Linked DNA regions of Homo sapiens: region 2 is linked to region 1. The links are chromatin loops, found by intact Hi-C in ENCODE. Cell type or tissue: B cell. All regions are shown on one strand.

Evidence for each region. A loop is a pair of places that touch in the nucleus more often than their neighbours do. Peaks named below come from ENCODE experiments on the same cell type or tissue, not always from the same donor. Only the 100,000 strongest peaks of a DNase experiment are listed, where the experiment ranks them.
Region 2: it touches region 1 in a loop (2.3-fold over the local background); 7 of 110 quality-filtered maps call a loop at or near these places.

Annotation. Positions count from the first base shown.
Region 1 is chr11:4,054,791-4,062,790 of GRCh38, forward strand. It overlaps STIM1 (stromal interaction molecule 1), which reads left to right. Exons shown (of 13, transcript NM_001382567.1): 4 at 736-847; 5 at 4,491-4,606. Among named protein-coding and RNA genes, the nearest start is that of RRM1, 36 kb to the right of the region's middle. In B cell, no CTCF peak of the experiment used is centred here; a DNase peak (open chromatin) is centred at 3,361; H3K27ac peaks cover 2,108 bases.
Region 2 is chr11:3,991,470-3,999,469 of GRCh38, forward strand. The region is part of intron 2 of STIM1 (stromal interaction molecule 1); the gene reads left to right. Among named protein-coding and RNA genes, the nearest start is that of RRM1, 99 kb to the right of the region's middle. In B cell, no CTCF peak of the experiment used is centred here; no DNase peak of the experiment used is centred here.

The DNA.
Region 1 (8,000 bases):
TGCCCTCCTCTCCCCACACCCATGAAATATTTGAGATAAGCTTCTACTAATCCTTTATGTTGCAATACATCATCTTCTCTGAGGCTGTCCCTGAAGCCCTAGGCAGTTATTTCCTTTCTTCTCTGTGCCGTATGTATTTTTCTCATCAGAATCTGTGCTTCACTCATGCTGTTTAGCTTTTGATCTCTTCCACTGGATTGGGAACTAACTTCCTCCAGGCTTGGCACTAAGTAGTCCCCTTATGAATGCTCAGTTGAATAGCTGGACGAATGGATGGATGGATAATTGATTCTCAACCCTGGTCACAACAGTTTAAAAATATTCCAAAATCAAATTTATTGAGTTATAATTTACATAAAAGAAGATACACCTATTTTAAATGTACAGTTTGATGCATTTTGACAGATGTTATCATTTGTGTAACCACCACCACATTCAAGATATAGAATATATCCATCACCTTATAATGTTGCATTTGTGATTTTTTCCCAGTCAGTCCCCAGCTCCCTTCCTGGCTCCAGCTAACCATTGATCTGCTTTCTATCACTATAGATTTGTCTTTTCTAGGATTTCATATAAATAGACTCACAGTGTATACTCCTTTCATACTTAGTATTTTATGGGACAGATAGATATTAAACACACAAATGTGGTAAATATTAAGGTCAGCATGACAACAAATGAAAGCAGTGCTTGGCATTCTAGAGTCATGGCTTTGCTTGTCTCTTTTCACAGTATACAATTGGACCGTGGATGAGGTGGTACAGTGGCTGATCACATATGTGGAGCTGCCTCAGTATGAGGAGACCTTCCGGAAGCTGCAGCTCAGTGGCCATGCCATGCCAAGGTCAGGAGGGGACTGGGTTTTTCTCTGTTGAGGGTACGGGGAATGGGCTGGAGTGGGCCTGCCTTCAGATTGCTCTGGCCAGTTAAGTGAGGTTCTGCCTTTTTCAGGGCAGCGTCTATAGATCTTGCCTCTTCTCACATCTGTTGTGCACTTGCTATAAAGTATGATGGGCGCTTTGTATCCACTCTCTTCTTTAATATTCCTGTCAGTCCTGGGAATAGTACTGATAGCTGCCATTTACTGAGTGCTTAGTACATGCCAGGCATTCTACTCAACACTGTATACAGTATCTCATTTAATTCTTACATCAGTCCTGTAAGGTGGGTATTATTGTATATAGATGATGAAACTGGTTAAGTAACTTATCCAAGGTCACAAACATGACTAGTTAGGGGCAAAACTGAGATTTGAATCTTGGTGTACATCAAACCCTGTTGGTGTTTCTTTTTTCTTTTTTTCCTGTGCCCTGAGCAGCTGCCTCTTTTATCACCCGGGAGCCTCAGGGCTCTTTTAGCCTCCCCTGGGTTATCCATATACAGCTTATTTATAATAAAAATGGTACAGAGGAGAGGCTGATTGCCATTGGCCCCAGCCTCATCTCTGGGATGGCTCCAACAGCTGTTGTTTCATAACTCTTTGCCTACTTTACACGCTGAATATGCTAGGGCTTGGGCTGGGAGTGGGAAGGGGATGGAGTACTGCTTGGACTTCTTGTCATGTCAAACTAGTGCCATATGCCATTCAGTCATTAATCCATTTACTTATTCATCCAACAAATATTTACTGGGTACCTGCTCTGTGCCAAGCACTTGTGCTGGGTGCTAGGGATAAAGATGACAACAAGCTGTCCTTGCCCTCAAAGGGCTTACTATCTGGTAAGTGCTGATTATGTATAATCTGTCATCTTATTATGTAGGTGCATCTGGTTTTGAGCTTCAGCAAAGGGGAAAGGGGAAGGTGAAGCTGTTGGAATGCCCACACTTTGCAGTCTCCAGCCACAGAGCTACTGAGCACTGCTGTCCAGGCCTAGCTGAGCTGGCTGTTCCCTCCTCTGCTGCCTGCAGCCTCTTCTTCACAGCTTCTCTCTGCTCTGGAGAGAGTAATAATCTTAATGTTTGTACCTCCCTTTATAGAGTGCTTTCCTACATATTATTTCAGTTGATTCTCACAACTCTGGGAGGAAGAGTATCCCAACCTTTGGGTGAACAAACTGAATCTCAAATATTTTATAATTTATCCAAGCTGGTAAGTGGCAGAGCTGGGATTTGAACCCAGGTCTGTCTTGTTCTAAATGCCCTGCTTTTTTTCACTGCATCTTCCTCTTGTGCCATGTGGTTAAAGATAGGCTTCCTTTCAATATTCAGTTTAGTTCTATTTTACAAAACTTCACTAAGCACCTACCATGTGCCATACTCTCTGGTGGGCCCAGAGGACAAAGAGATGTATTAGACCTGACCCCTGACTTGAGGAACTCCATGTTTAATGGAAAAGTAGATGACTGACCACTAAGATCCAGGATTTAGGTTTCTTTCTTGCTACCCATAGAAATAGCAATATTGCCTTGTGGATCCCTGGACCATTTTCCTCATGGGAAGGATATCTTTGGCTTGGATTAAAACTGCAAAGCATAGGATAAGAAGTCAGTTCTCAGGTCACTGGTTCACTTAGCTTTTTTGTGGCTAGAATTACAGCCAAGACCAGGTCCAGCCAGGCTGGGCACAGGTGTAGGGGATGTCAAGCTGTGGCACCTTAGTGACAGCAGGAAGCATGGGGCCTTCAGTGCTTGGGGTGAAGTGAGGGTGGTTCTAGGCCCATCACTAGCTCACATGGTATAATGAGAATAATCTAGCAGATTTGAGTTCATTCTCTGGCTTTGCCACTTACTTGTGTGTGACTTTGGGCAAGTTACTCAACTCTAAGTCTCCATTTTCTTATCTAGAAAGTCGCACTAGGCCGGGTGCAGTGGCTCACACCTGTAATCCCAGCACTTTGGGAGGCCAAGGTGGGTGGATCACGAGGTCAGGTGATCGAGACTATCCTGGCTAACATGGTGAAACCCCGTCTCTACTAAAAATACAAAAAATTAGCCAGGCGTGGTGGCAGGTGCCTGTAGTCCCAGCTACTCGGGAGGCTGAGGCAGGAGAATGGCGTGAACCCGGGAGGTGGAGCTTGCAGTGAGCTGAGATCGCGCCACTGCACTCCAGCCTAAGCGACAGAGCGAGACTCCGTCTCAAAAAAAAAAAAAAAAAGAAAGTGACACTAATAATGGAACTGAGTTCTTAAGGTTGTTGTGAGGACTGAATGAGGTATTGTATGTAAAGTATCAGAACAGTAGCAGACACACAGTAGTTGCTTAGTCAGTGTTAGCTCCTTTCTCATTTCTTTCATTGCTTACAAGTAGATAGCATTCCAGTTCATAGGTTTCTTTGAGAAATAGACTGTAGAAAAGACGACAATGTTTATTCTCATTAGTCAGACGAACTGCAGCACAAGTGTTTCAAAGAGGAACCCCAAGAACTCCCAGGCTTGTAGGAAGCATCTGATTTTACATAAGTTTGCACAGTAGGAAACTGAGGTCCTCGGGGAGGAACAAAGCAACTTATGATCAGACAAATGAGTCACTAGTAGAGCTGAAATGAGAAGCCAGATCTCCTAACCACTCCCACACCCCATCACAGTGCCTCACTGCGTCTCTTACTGGTGGGCTTGATTGCTTTCCAAGGCCAGAGAAGGAAGTAGCTGTTCCTGTATGCTCAGACAGGAGTATAAATCACACTGTGATGTCAGAAGCTTCTTTTCTAGCTGGAGAAATAAAGCTATGCATCAGAAAAGAGCACCAATCTTATAGAGTAGTATAGAATTAAGTGCTTACTTGTGGGACCTAGACCAGTGGTTTTCAACCTTTCATATCTTTTACCCCCCTCCTCTTATATCCACTGTGTTCCAGCAGAAGAGAAACAAAGTTCCATTTTTCCTAGGTCATTTTCTTGTTCACAGGCTTTCTCTTATTAAAGTTATCACTGACAGTATGGGTGGAGGTCATAAAAAATTACAGTAATTTTATTGGAGGTAACTTGTATTGCAGTGACTCAAATACAAGCTAACAGGACTAATTCCATTTTTGTCATCAGTGGTTAATTAAAATTTTTTTTCCTTTTCTATATTTCATTTCAATAGCACATTAGCAGGTTTATATATAATGACAGTGAGTTTAGATTAGGATAATTCATAAATCCCAGAATCACTGGGTCATATGACATGACAGTTTGACCTGGGCTGCACAGGAAATGCATTTATAAATGGTAGGAGGTGGGGAAAATATGTAGAGGATAAACCCTGGAAGGAGAAGCACAACAGAAAATTTAGTTGGGTGTGGGAATGGTCACAGACAGGTAATCCTTAGAGGATAGGGTGCTTAGAAGTTGGTGGATATGGGGAGAGGGCTGAACAAATTCTTGGTAAATGTTATGTGTCTCTCCATATACCCTGTTGAGACCCAACTGGTATAGACTCTGTGTTCTAGAGTGCAGAGGGGAGCAATCACCAAGAGCTAGAAGTGTTCCTGGGGGAGGCGGGTAATCCTACCAGGATCCTTCCTGGCTTTACTGGGAGGGAACTGATCTGCTACTCTTTGCCTCAACAGGCTGGCTGTCACCAACACCACCATGACAGGGACTGTGCTGAAGATGACAGACCGGAGTCATCGGCAGAAGCTGCAGCTGAAGGCTCTGGATACAGTGCTCTTTGGGCCTCCTCTCTGTGAGTCTTGTGTTGAGAAGGGCTACTGCTGTGCCATGGAAACCAAAGCTGTTGTAGTGGATAGGCTAAGGCTAAGGCTCTGGGTCTCCTAGGCACACCTGCAAGATAGCACCTATACTATTTCCACTGGTATTAAGGTATGAAAGAGTCTTACATTTTAGTCCAGACACGTAGCAACATGCATTCATTAAATACTTTAAGGAAATATCTGCATTGTGCCAATGCTGTGCTGGACCCTGTAGGAAGACCTGGAATGAATCATGTTCTGCCCTGAAGGGACAACATGAGTGTTCTGTAGAGGTACACAGTACTTCTGAGGCCCAGATGAGGGCTAGTGAAGGTATCCTATAGACAAGGTGACATGTTACCTCTGCCTTTAAGGGTGGATAGAGCTTTATTCTATGGAGGTGGCAGAATAGGACATTCTAGGCAGAGTAAACAACCTGAGCAAGAGTACAAAAGCTAAAATATGAAAAGTATGCTCAGGGATAGAAGTAACCCCCTATGGGCTGAAAGCTTTTTACCTGTTACCTACTTCTATATTTCATTTCAATAGCATATCAGCAGGTTTATATATATATAATGACAGTGGGTTATTGTAGACATGTAGAGTGCATGAACTGATTAATGAACATCTTTGTATTATTGAATGACCAAGGAGGACTAAGTGGGTTTTCACTGAAGCAGTAGACACACTCAGGCCTAAGAAAGGGTGGTCTCTTCAGCCAGGGTCTAGTTGAGAGAATTAGGTTGTTCAGTCTCTACAGATCTATGTGGTAGGAACGGCCAGCCTGTAATCCTTTTTCTAATTCTAAGTTAACCAAGGGGGAGCAAAAAGTAGTGAGATTTCTTGGAAAACTATTTTCAACCAAACAGGATCTTAGGGCCCACTTCCTGCCCTTTGGGAATGGCTGGCCTCGATTTAGGGTGCCAGCAGAAGAATGCTATTGAACCAGGAAACAGTCCAGAGAAGCAGCTGGCAGGCAAGGTCAGAGGCCATATAACATTTCCCTGTCTGTGAATATGGCTTGGCTAATGTGCAAGTTGATGTCTCAATACAAGTGGATCCATACTTTTTGAAAGTATGAAACAGAGCAACCTGGGAGAAGACTAATGTTTCCACTTCCTTTGCCACCTTTTTTTTGGGGGAGTGGAGGGTTCTAGGACACATTTTACTCACCTTCATTGGTAGGTTTTGAATAACGACACAGTGAATGGTTCTACTCTTTATGTAAGGCGTAGTCTCTGTATTGAGCAATGGCCTTCCAGTCATTCACTAACCTTTACTGAGCACATTCTATGTACCAGCATAATCGGCAGGGTCCCTGCTCTCCAGTACTTCTATCTAAATGGAGATAGCTATGTCAACAAATATAGTAAAGTGTCAACAAATATAGTAAGTGTTATAGCTATTATGTAAGTCTTTCCAGAGTTCAACTGGGGGCACAAACTAGGGAGGAGTTTCCTATTGGAGTCCAGGGAAACTTTATGGAGAAAGTAATTCTTGAGCTGAGTCTTAAAAGATGAGAAGTGGCCTTATTAAACTCTCCCTATGTTAACAGCTTACACATCTCTTTGTATACACCAACAAGGACACTTATACCCAACTATAAAAGCTAGGCTACTTTTGCAGAGGTTCTCCTCTGTCACCACCATGCAAGGGGAAGCTTTCAGCAGCCTGAAAGTCTTCCTTAGCCTTGTAATATATATTATCAAGCTTTATCTGTATCAAAATCAGATTTATCATGTCTGAAAGGATACAGTAGAAACTGCAGGTTAAAGCAGTCAAGGATTTTATCTGAAAAAATCAGCTAGCATGGGAACCAGAATGCTGGGGACATGGTACTGGGTCCAGGATATCAGAACCAACAAGAGGGGCCCTGGTGGAGCAGGTTGGACTGATACCAGGACAGGGGTATTCTTCTCTTAGGCTTATTGCATGTAGCCCATGTGCTGCATGTGATCTAACTTAAGGAAGGCCAGAGATCAGCAGGAAAACTATCTTCCTGAGATAGGCAGAACACAGGTACTGAAGCTAAGAATATACTTCACACTGACTGGGATACTTATAATAATAATAGTTTTTAAAAATGGAAAACTTGTGTTGGCGAGGGTATAGAGAAATTGAAACCCTGTATATTGCTGGTGAGAAGGTAAAACGGTTCAGCTACTGTGTAAAATAGTCTGGTGGTTTCTCAGAAATTAGACACAGAGTTACCCTAGAACCTAGCAATTCCACACTTAGGTATATATGCAAAGAATTGAAGACAAGTACTCAAACAAGTACATGTACATGCATTTTCATAGCAGCACATGTCACAAGAGCCAAAAAATAAAACAACCCAACTGTCTATTAATAGATGAATAGATAAATACATTGTGGTGCAATGGAATATTATTCACCTATAAATGGAATGAAGTTCTGATACATGCTACAATGTGGATGAACCTGGAAAACATTATGCTAAATGAAAGAAGCCAGACACAAAAGATCACATATTATATGATTCTGTTAATATGAAATGATTAGAATAGATAAATCCACAGAGACAGAATGTAGACTAATGGTTGGCAGGGGTTGGTGGGAGGAGGGAATGGGGAGAAACCGCTTACTGGTAAAAAATTTTACTGTAGAGTGATGGAAATATTTTGGAACTAGATAGAGGTAGTGGTTGCATAACATCATGAATGTGCTATATGCCACTGAATTGCTTACTTTAAAATGGTTACTTTTATATTATGTGAATTTTACCTCAAATTATTTTTTAAAAAGCATATACAACAAAAGAAAGAATAGATAAATTGGACTTCACCAAAATAAAAAAGTTTTATACTTCAAAGAATGTACCAAGAAAGTGAAAAGACAACCCACAAAGTGGAGAAAGTATTGGCAAACATTTTTCTGACAAGGCTCTACTATCCAGAATACATAAAAAATTCTTGCTAGGTACGGTGGCTCATGCCAGTAATCCCAGCACTTTGGGAGGCTGAGGTGGGCAGATCACCTGAGGACAGGAGTTTGAGAACAGCCTGGCCAACATGGCAAAACCCTGTCTCTACTAAAAAAATACAAAAATTAGCCGGGTGTGGTGGCACATGACTGTAATCCTAGCTACTCAGGAGGTTGAGGCATAAGAATTGCTGAAACCTGGGAGGCAGAGGTTGCAGTGAGCCAAGATCGTGCCACTGCACTCCAGCCTGGGTGACAGGGTGAGACCCTCTCTCAAAACAAACAAACAAACAAAAAATGGACAAAGGATTTGAACATATTATTTGTATAGTCCACAGTTCAATGGCCAATATACACCTGAAACAATGCTCAACATCATTATCAGGGCAATGCAAATCAAAACTACAATGAGGTAACACTTTTTACCCACTAGGATATAATAAA
Region 2 (8,000 bases), 63 kb before region 1:
CTGTATCACATTAATTAATGGCATCTAGGTTGATTTCATGCCTTTGCTATTGTGAATAGTGCTGCAGTGAACATATGAGTGCACATGTCTTTTTAGTAGAATAATTTATTTTCCTTTGGGTATGTATACAGTAATGGAATTGCTGGATCGAATGGTAGTTCTATTTTTAGTACTCTTAGAAATCTCCAAACTGCTGTGGCCGGGCGCGGTGGCTCACGCCTGTAATACCAGCACTTTGGGAGGCTGAGGCGGGTGGATCACCTGAGGTCGGGGTTCAAGACCAGCCTGACCAACATGGAGAAACCCCATCTCTACTAAAAATACAAAAAAATTAGCCGGTCATGGTGGCGCATGCCTGTAATCCCAGCTACTTGGAAGGCTGAGGCAGGAGAATCGTGTGAACCTGGGAGGCGGAGGTTGCGGTGAGCCGAGATCGTGCCATTGCACTCCAGCCTGGGCAACAAGAGTGAAACTCCATCTCAAAAAAAAAAAAAAAAAAAAAAGAAAAAAAAAAAAAATCTCCAAACTGCTTTCCACAGTGGCTGGACTAATTTGCATTCCCATCAACTGTGTATAAGTGTTTTCTTTTCTCTGCAGCCTTGCCAACATCTGTTTTTTTGTTTTTTTTTTTTTTTTTTTTTTAGTTTTTAATAATAACTTTGCGTCCTGGTATGGTGGCTCATGCCTGTAATCCCAGCGCTTTGGGTGGCGGGTGGATTGCCTGAAGCCAGGAGTTCGAGACCAGCCAGGGCAATGTGGCAGAACTTGGTCTCTACAAAAAAAAAAACACAAAAATTAGCTAGGCATGGTGATGTGTGCCTATAATTCCAGCTACTCAGAAGGCTGAGACATGAGAATGGCTTGAACCCAGTAGGCAGAGGTTGTAGTGAGCCGAGATTGGGCCACTGCACTTTAGCCTGGGTGACAGAGTGAGACTCTGTCTCAAAAAAAAATTTAAATAAAATAAAAAACCTTTACTTATTTTTAAATTGGGTTGTCTTTTTGGTATTGAGTTGTTAAAGTTCTTTATATATTTTAGGTACAAATCCCTTATGAGATACGTGATTTGAAAATATTTTCTCCCATTCTGTGGGTTGCTTTTTCACTTTCTTGGTTGTATCCTTTGAAGCACAGAAGTTTTAAATTTTGATGAAGTCCAGTTTATTTATTTTTTTGCTGTTGTTTCTGCTCATACTTTTGAGGTCATGTCTGAGAAACCATTGTCAAATCCAAGGTCGTGATGACTTACCCCTGTGTTTTCTTCTAAGAGTTTTAAAGGCATCTGAAGCTTAATGTGCACTAGATGGATTCTAAATATCATCTCATCCAAAACCTGCTATATATACTACCTTCCTCATCTCAGTTGAAGGCAAGTCCATTGTTTCAATTGCCTGGGCAAAAAATATTCTAAATAATTCATAATTTTTCCTCAACTCCACATCTATTGGTAAATCCTGTGGGTTCTCCTTTTAAAACATATCCAAAATAGAATCATTTCTCACTATCATTCCACTGCAGGCACCAAGTCTCAATAGTCTCCTAGCAGATAATCATGTCTACATTTATTCTCAATGTAGCAGCTAGAGAGCTTTTTTGAAAAAAAAAAAAAAATGTAAACCAGATCATTTCACTCTCCTCAAAACTTCATTTTTTTGTTTGGTGTGAAAGCCACAGTCTCCACAAAAGTTAGCAAGGCCCTCTGTGATCTGGTCCCCACTTATTCTGATCTCCTCTCTGACTTATATTCCCCTTGTCACTCACTGTAGCCACACTCTTTGGTGTTCCTTCATACTCTTTTATATTCCTGCTTTAGGGCCTTGGTTCTAGCTTTTGCCGCTGCCTGGACTATTGTTTCCTTAGGTATTTAGTTTATGCCCTCATATTTCCATATAAAATATACTTTGTGGCTGGGCGTGATGGCTCAAGCCTGTAATCCCAGAACTTTGGGAGGCCAAGGTGGGCAGATCACTTGAGGTCAGGAGTTTGAGACCAGCCTGGCCAACATAGTAAAACCCTGTCTCTACTAAAAATACAAAATTAGCCGGGCGTGGTGGCATATGCCTGTAATCTCAGCTACTCGAGAGGCTCAGGCAGGAGAAATGCTTGAACCCAGGAGGTGGAGGTTGTGGTGAGCAGAGATTGTGCCACTGCACTCCAGCCTGGGCGACAGAGGGAGACTCTGTCTCAAAAAAACAAAAAACGAAACAAAAACCCCAAAAATATTCTTTGTCATTTGTCATACTTCATGTTATCAAAGAGACCTTTCCCAGACCACCCTATTTAATAATGAAATCTGCACCTCTACTCCATTCCTGGCACCCAGATCTTCATTATGAATCACTTTTTAAAATAATTTTTAAGAACTTATCATCATCTGGATTTTATTATTTAATCACTTATTGTTTTATTATTTATTGCCTAGAATATAAAGTTCATAAGGGAAAGGGATCTGTTTTGTTCACTGCTATGTCTCCAGTACCTAGAACAGTACCTGGCTCACTGTTGGTACTTTTTTGTATGGATTCAAAGTACTATCTGGGGGGGTCACTTAAAGAGCTTCCTTTAGTATTTTTTTGTAAGGTGTGTCAGTTAGCAATGAATTTTCTCAGTGTTTGTTTATCTGGAAATGTCTTTATTTTCACAAGAGTTTTGCCGGATGTACAATTCTTGGTTGACATCCTCTCACTTCAGTGAGCCCTTTGATCATGTTATCCCATTGTCTTCTGGCATCCATTATTTTTGGTGAGAAGTTAACTGTTAATCTTACTGGGTTCACATGTGTGTGATGAGTCATTTTTCTCTTGCTGCTTTCAAACTTTCTCATTGCCTTTGACTTTTAGCGTTTTACTTAATGTGTCTATTTGTGGATCTCTTTGCATTTATCCTATTTGGAGTTTATTAGATTTTCTTTATGGGTAGATTAATGTTTTTCAAAACTTGGGAGGTTTTTCAGCCATTATTTCTTTGAATATTTTTCCTTCTCCTTTTTCTTTCTTTTTTTTTTTTTTTGAGACATAGTCTCACTCTGTCACCCAGGCTGGAGTACAGTGGCACAATCTCAGCTCACTCCAATCTGACTCCTGGGTTCAAGCGATTCTCATGTCTCAGCCTCCCCAAGTAGCTGGGATCGCAGGCGTACACCACCACACCCGGCTAATTTTTGTATTTTTAGTAGAGATGTGGTTTCGCCATGTTGTCCAGGCTGGTCTTTAACTCCTGGCCCCAAGCAATCCACCCACTTTGGCCTCTCACAGGTGTGAGTCTTTCTGCTCCTTTTTCTTTATCTTCCCCTTCTGGTATTCATATATTGGTGTGATTAATGGTGTTCTACATTTCTCTGAGGCTCTGTTCATTTTTCTTCATTCCTTTTTCTCTATGTTTTTAGGATTGTATAATCTCTATCAGTCTCTCTTGAAGTTTGCTAATTCTTCCTGCTGCCAGTTCAGATCTACTATTTAGCCCCTGTCCTAATTTTCCACTTCAGTTATTGTACTTTTCAACTCCAGAACATCCATTTGGTTCTTTTTTTAAAACAATAATTTGTCTCTTTATTGACATTCTTTATTTGATGCATCATTGACATCATGCATTCCTTTACCTCTTTAAAAATCATGATTTTTTTTTTTTTAATCTTTGGACATATTTATAATGGCTAATTTGTAGTCTTTTTCTGTTAAATCTGACATCTGGTCCCTCTTACTGAGAGTTTCTGTTGCCTACTTTTTTTCTGGTATATGGGTCACACTTTCGTGTTTCTTTGTTTTTTGTTTGTTTGTTTGTTTGAAGCTGAACATTTTTGATAATATATTGTAGCAACTTTGGGTACTTGTCTGATTCCTCTGGGGCTTATTATTATTTGCTTGTTTATTTATTTAATGACTGGCTAGATTGTTTAAGTGGTTGATCCCCCTCCTCCCACAGTGTGAATCCTCTGATGTTGCTCCTCAGAGGACTTTGGTATGCCCACAGTCATATTTGGATGATAATGGTTTGGGCAGAACTTTGACTGTCTCTTTCCCTGGCCACACCCAGCTTTTTAGGTTCACTAATTGCCATCTGGTTGCTCTGCTCTTTTCAGCAATGCCCTGAGGCATAAATTGCTTCCCAGACTAATCCAACTATATTAGGGTTCCTTTGAAGGGATAGTTCCTGAGGTCAGTGTTTGAGATTTGTTCTTTTTTGGTTTGTTTTTGGAGATAGAGTCCCACTGTTTCACCCAGGCTAGAGTGCAGTGGCGTGATCATGGCCCACTGCAGCCTCAACCTCCTGGACTCCAGTGATCCTCCTACCTCAGCCTCCTGAGTAATTGGGACCACAGGTGTGTGCTACTACACCTGGCTTCTTTTTTTTTTTTTTTTTTAAGTTCTGGGATATATGTGCAGGATGTGCAGGTGGCCTGGCTAATTTTTAAATTTTTTGTGAAGATGGGGTCTCCCTATGTTGCCCAGGCTGGTGAAATTTGTTCTTACCCTGAGAGACTCCTCCCAGCTGTCTCTTTCCCTAGTTATCTCCAGCAAATTCTCTAGTCTACAGTTTAGCCTATATCTCCAATGAATCTGCTAATCTTTTCCTTTCACCACAACTTCTACTCTTTTGAGAGTACCCTACCCTTAGTCTTGAAATTCTCTACACTCTGTCACAGATGAGGTCATTTCCCCTGGGAAGAGATTCAGATCTCTTTGTTTTATAGCCTGCTTCCTCGGCCAGGCAAAATCTTTGAGTCACGGTTCTGGAGCTAGGGTGGGGGACAATGACATGCTTCTGAGTGACACCACCACTTTAGGAGCTGAGGACTTGGTGGAGGGGTGGCAGTAGCCTCAGGTCTTTTTGGTTTTCTTCTCCCAGAGTGTAATCACCATCTTATGAGCCAGGGCAATGCCAGTTGTGGCTCCAGTATTCTTAGTGGCACTGCATCCAAGGTAAAGCTCTCGTCCTATGAGTGGGGTTTAAACGGGACAAAAGAGGCCCACCTTTTAGCTGCACTCACTTAGAACTTAGCCTCAGTAACAGGTAGCTGGGGGAAGGATCAGAAATGCTAATATCCTGCTCAGGACATTCCAGGCAGCTAACCCTTTAACAGGGAGCTTGAGAGAGAAGGTCTGTGTTTAGCTGCATCAGTGTGCAGTGGAGTTTCTGTGTCATTGAGTTGGGAGAGGCAAGGTGGAGAACAGGTCTTGGTTTAAATATTGTGGACTCTCGCTGTTCTTAGATTTTCTTGAGCATATGTTTCTTCATTGGCTGTGTGCCTTTAAGACCATTTCCAGAAACTTTAAATGGTTGCTTTTGAAAAATAAGTTTCACTAGTTTTACTGGAGAGTGGGTCTGTGGAGCTTCTCATGCTGTCAAACTAGAAGTCCCTTCTAACCCATCAATTTTGTAACTGTTCTTTCTCATAGTGCATTTTCTCCAGTGCTATGCATTCAGCCTATATAAATGTGGCAGTATTTACCCCAATTAAGAAGATAATCTCTTTCCTCTGGGGAAATATTTTCTAATTAGTGATCTATTTCTGTCCTCCTTTCATAAAACAAAGGTTCCCCAGACAGTATTCTTTGGCTAGCTTGGATACTTTGGTTCTGACAGTTTGTAAGACTGGAGATGTTAGAGTTTCTCTGTCTTTGCCATTCTGGCCAGGTACCTGGCAAGCTGAAACTTTTAATGCTGCCTCTAGGATTTGACCTGTGTCATGTGCCCAGTGTTTTGGTGGGGCATCAACAATGATTCCATGACAAGCACTGAGCGTTCTCATTGACCTCAGAGGGATTCTCTGTATCTATGTATGTGCTAGGTGCTGGAAAAAAAGGAGTAAAAGGAAAGGCAATGTTGCTGCCTTTGAAGAAGTTCCCCTAGTGGTGGAGATAGCCATAAAACAGATAAGGACACTATAATTTATTAAGTGGATACTGTGAGGCACAATGGCGTGCACCTGTAGTACCAGCTACTTGGGAGGCTGAGGTGGGAGAATTGCTTGAGCCCAGAGTTCAAGACCAGCCTTAGCAATATATCGAAACCCTGTCTCTAAAAAAAAAATAAAATTTTAAGAGTGAACACTGTGATAGAGTTGCAGAAGAGGACGCCCTAAGTCAGCCTTTCCCATGTTATAGTCACTGACACATAATCCGGATCTCAACAGATGACTAGGAGTGATAAGGAGAATGTTTTAAGTGAGGGAATAGCATGTACAAAGATATTGTACAGGTGAAAAGCCTGGTACTGTCAGAGAGTTTTAAGTAATTCATTATCATTGGGAATTGGGAATTCATTATCATTGGGAATGAGAGGAAGTGGCAACTGATGCACTGAGGAAGGCCAGCCCATAGAGGAGGGAGGGTCTTGCATAAAGTTGTAAAGTTTTGATTTTAAATGGAGTTAAAGCTTTAAAAGCTTTCAAAGAATCATAGAGTAGAACAAAAAGGACCTTAGAGGTTAGTAGACTACAATGTCTTGTCTTAACTATCTCCATTCCTAACCTCTTGACACATGGACTTTATATAGCAAGCACTTAGAAAATATCCGTTTTCTACCTCCTCTATAGGTCTTCCTTACATATGAGGGATCAGCATCACTGTAATAGTGGGCCCTAGGATTGTACGTTCTTTTAGTATCTTTAATCCTTCTTAAAACATATTACACACACACACAGACAGGAGAGCTTATTTTGTGCCAGGCACTATTCTAAGGTATTTAGTTGAATTTACTCATTTATGCTTCCCTCAACATGAGGGTTGTTAGGTTTTGTGCTACTATCTTCATTTTACAAATGATGCAAGTTATACACTGAAACTAAGTGGTGGAACGAGGATTCAAACCCAGGCAGCCAGGTCTAGAATCAAACTCTAAAGTATCATGTTACATTGAATCCAAGCTAGTGTAACTCTCTGGCTCCTGGCTAAATATCTTTCTTTTAGATAGGCTGACAATTTGGGGACCTTTTTCTTTCTTCTATTCAATAGACAATTATGTCTTGACTAGCTATTGTAAGCTAAGCTCTCTGCTACATGTTATAGGACAAACTCGAGAGACACTCCTTCAGTTATTTAATAACCACACACTCTGCTCTGTGCCGGGCCCTCGGCTTGGAGATGGATTTATGGAGCTAAATTAATTATTCATTTATGTATTCCAGAAAATTTACAAGATGCTGGTGAAGAATAAATGATAAATAAAATATAGTCTCTATTTTTGAGTTGCTTAGGGAGAGTAAGAGGGGGATAATGTATACCCTGAGAACTAAGGGAACAAATAGGATAGGGCAATGAACTCACCTGGGAGAGATCTAGAAAACTTCACAGAAGGCAGTGACTTTTTATTTAATAGACAAAGAGTGGGAGAAAGCATTTTAAATGGAGCACCTTGTGCAAAATCTTGGGGGTATAAAAGATCATGGTTTGGTCAAGGAGCATGAAATGGCTTGATGTGTCTAGAGCAGGCAACTTTTTCTGTAAAGGATTAGATAGTAATTATTTTAGACTTTGATAGCCATAGAGTCTCTGTTACAAATACTCAACTCTGTCTTTGTAGCATGAAAGCAGCCACAGAAAATATACATCAATGCATGAGCCTGGCTATGTTTCAGTAAAACTTTATGAAAACTGGCTGGGCATGGTGGCTTATGCCTGCAATCCCATCACTTTGGGAAGCCAAGGCAGGAGGATTGCTTGAGTCTATGAGTTTGAGACTAGCCTGGACAATATGGTAAGACCCTGTCTCTACAAAAAATGAAGAAAAAATTAGCCCCTGTGCCTGTAGTCCAAGCTACTCGGGAGGCTGAGGCAGGAGGACTGCTTAAGCCCAGGAGGCTGCAGTGAGCCATCTTCACGCCACTGCATTTCAGCATGGGCAATAGAGGGAGACTCAGTCTCAAAACCAACAAACAGCAAACTGGATTTGGCTTATGGCCATAGTTTTCTGACCCAATATCTGGTGTGTAAGGTGTCTGGTAGGGAGGGAGAGTGGCCAGGAAGGTACTTAGGAAGTTAATGTGTCATATTGTAAAAGAC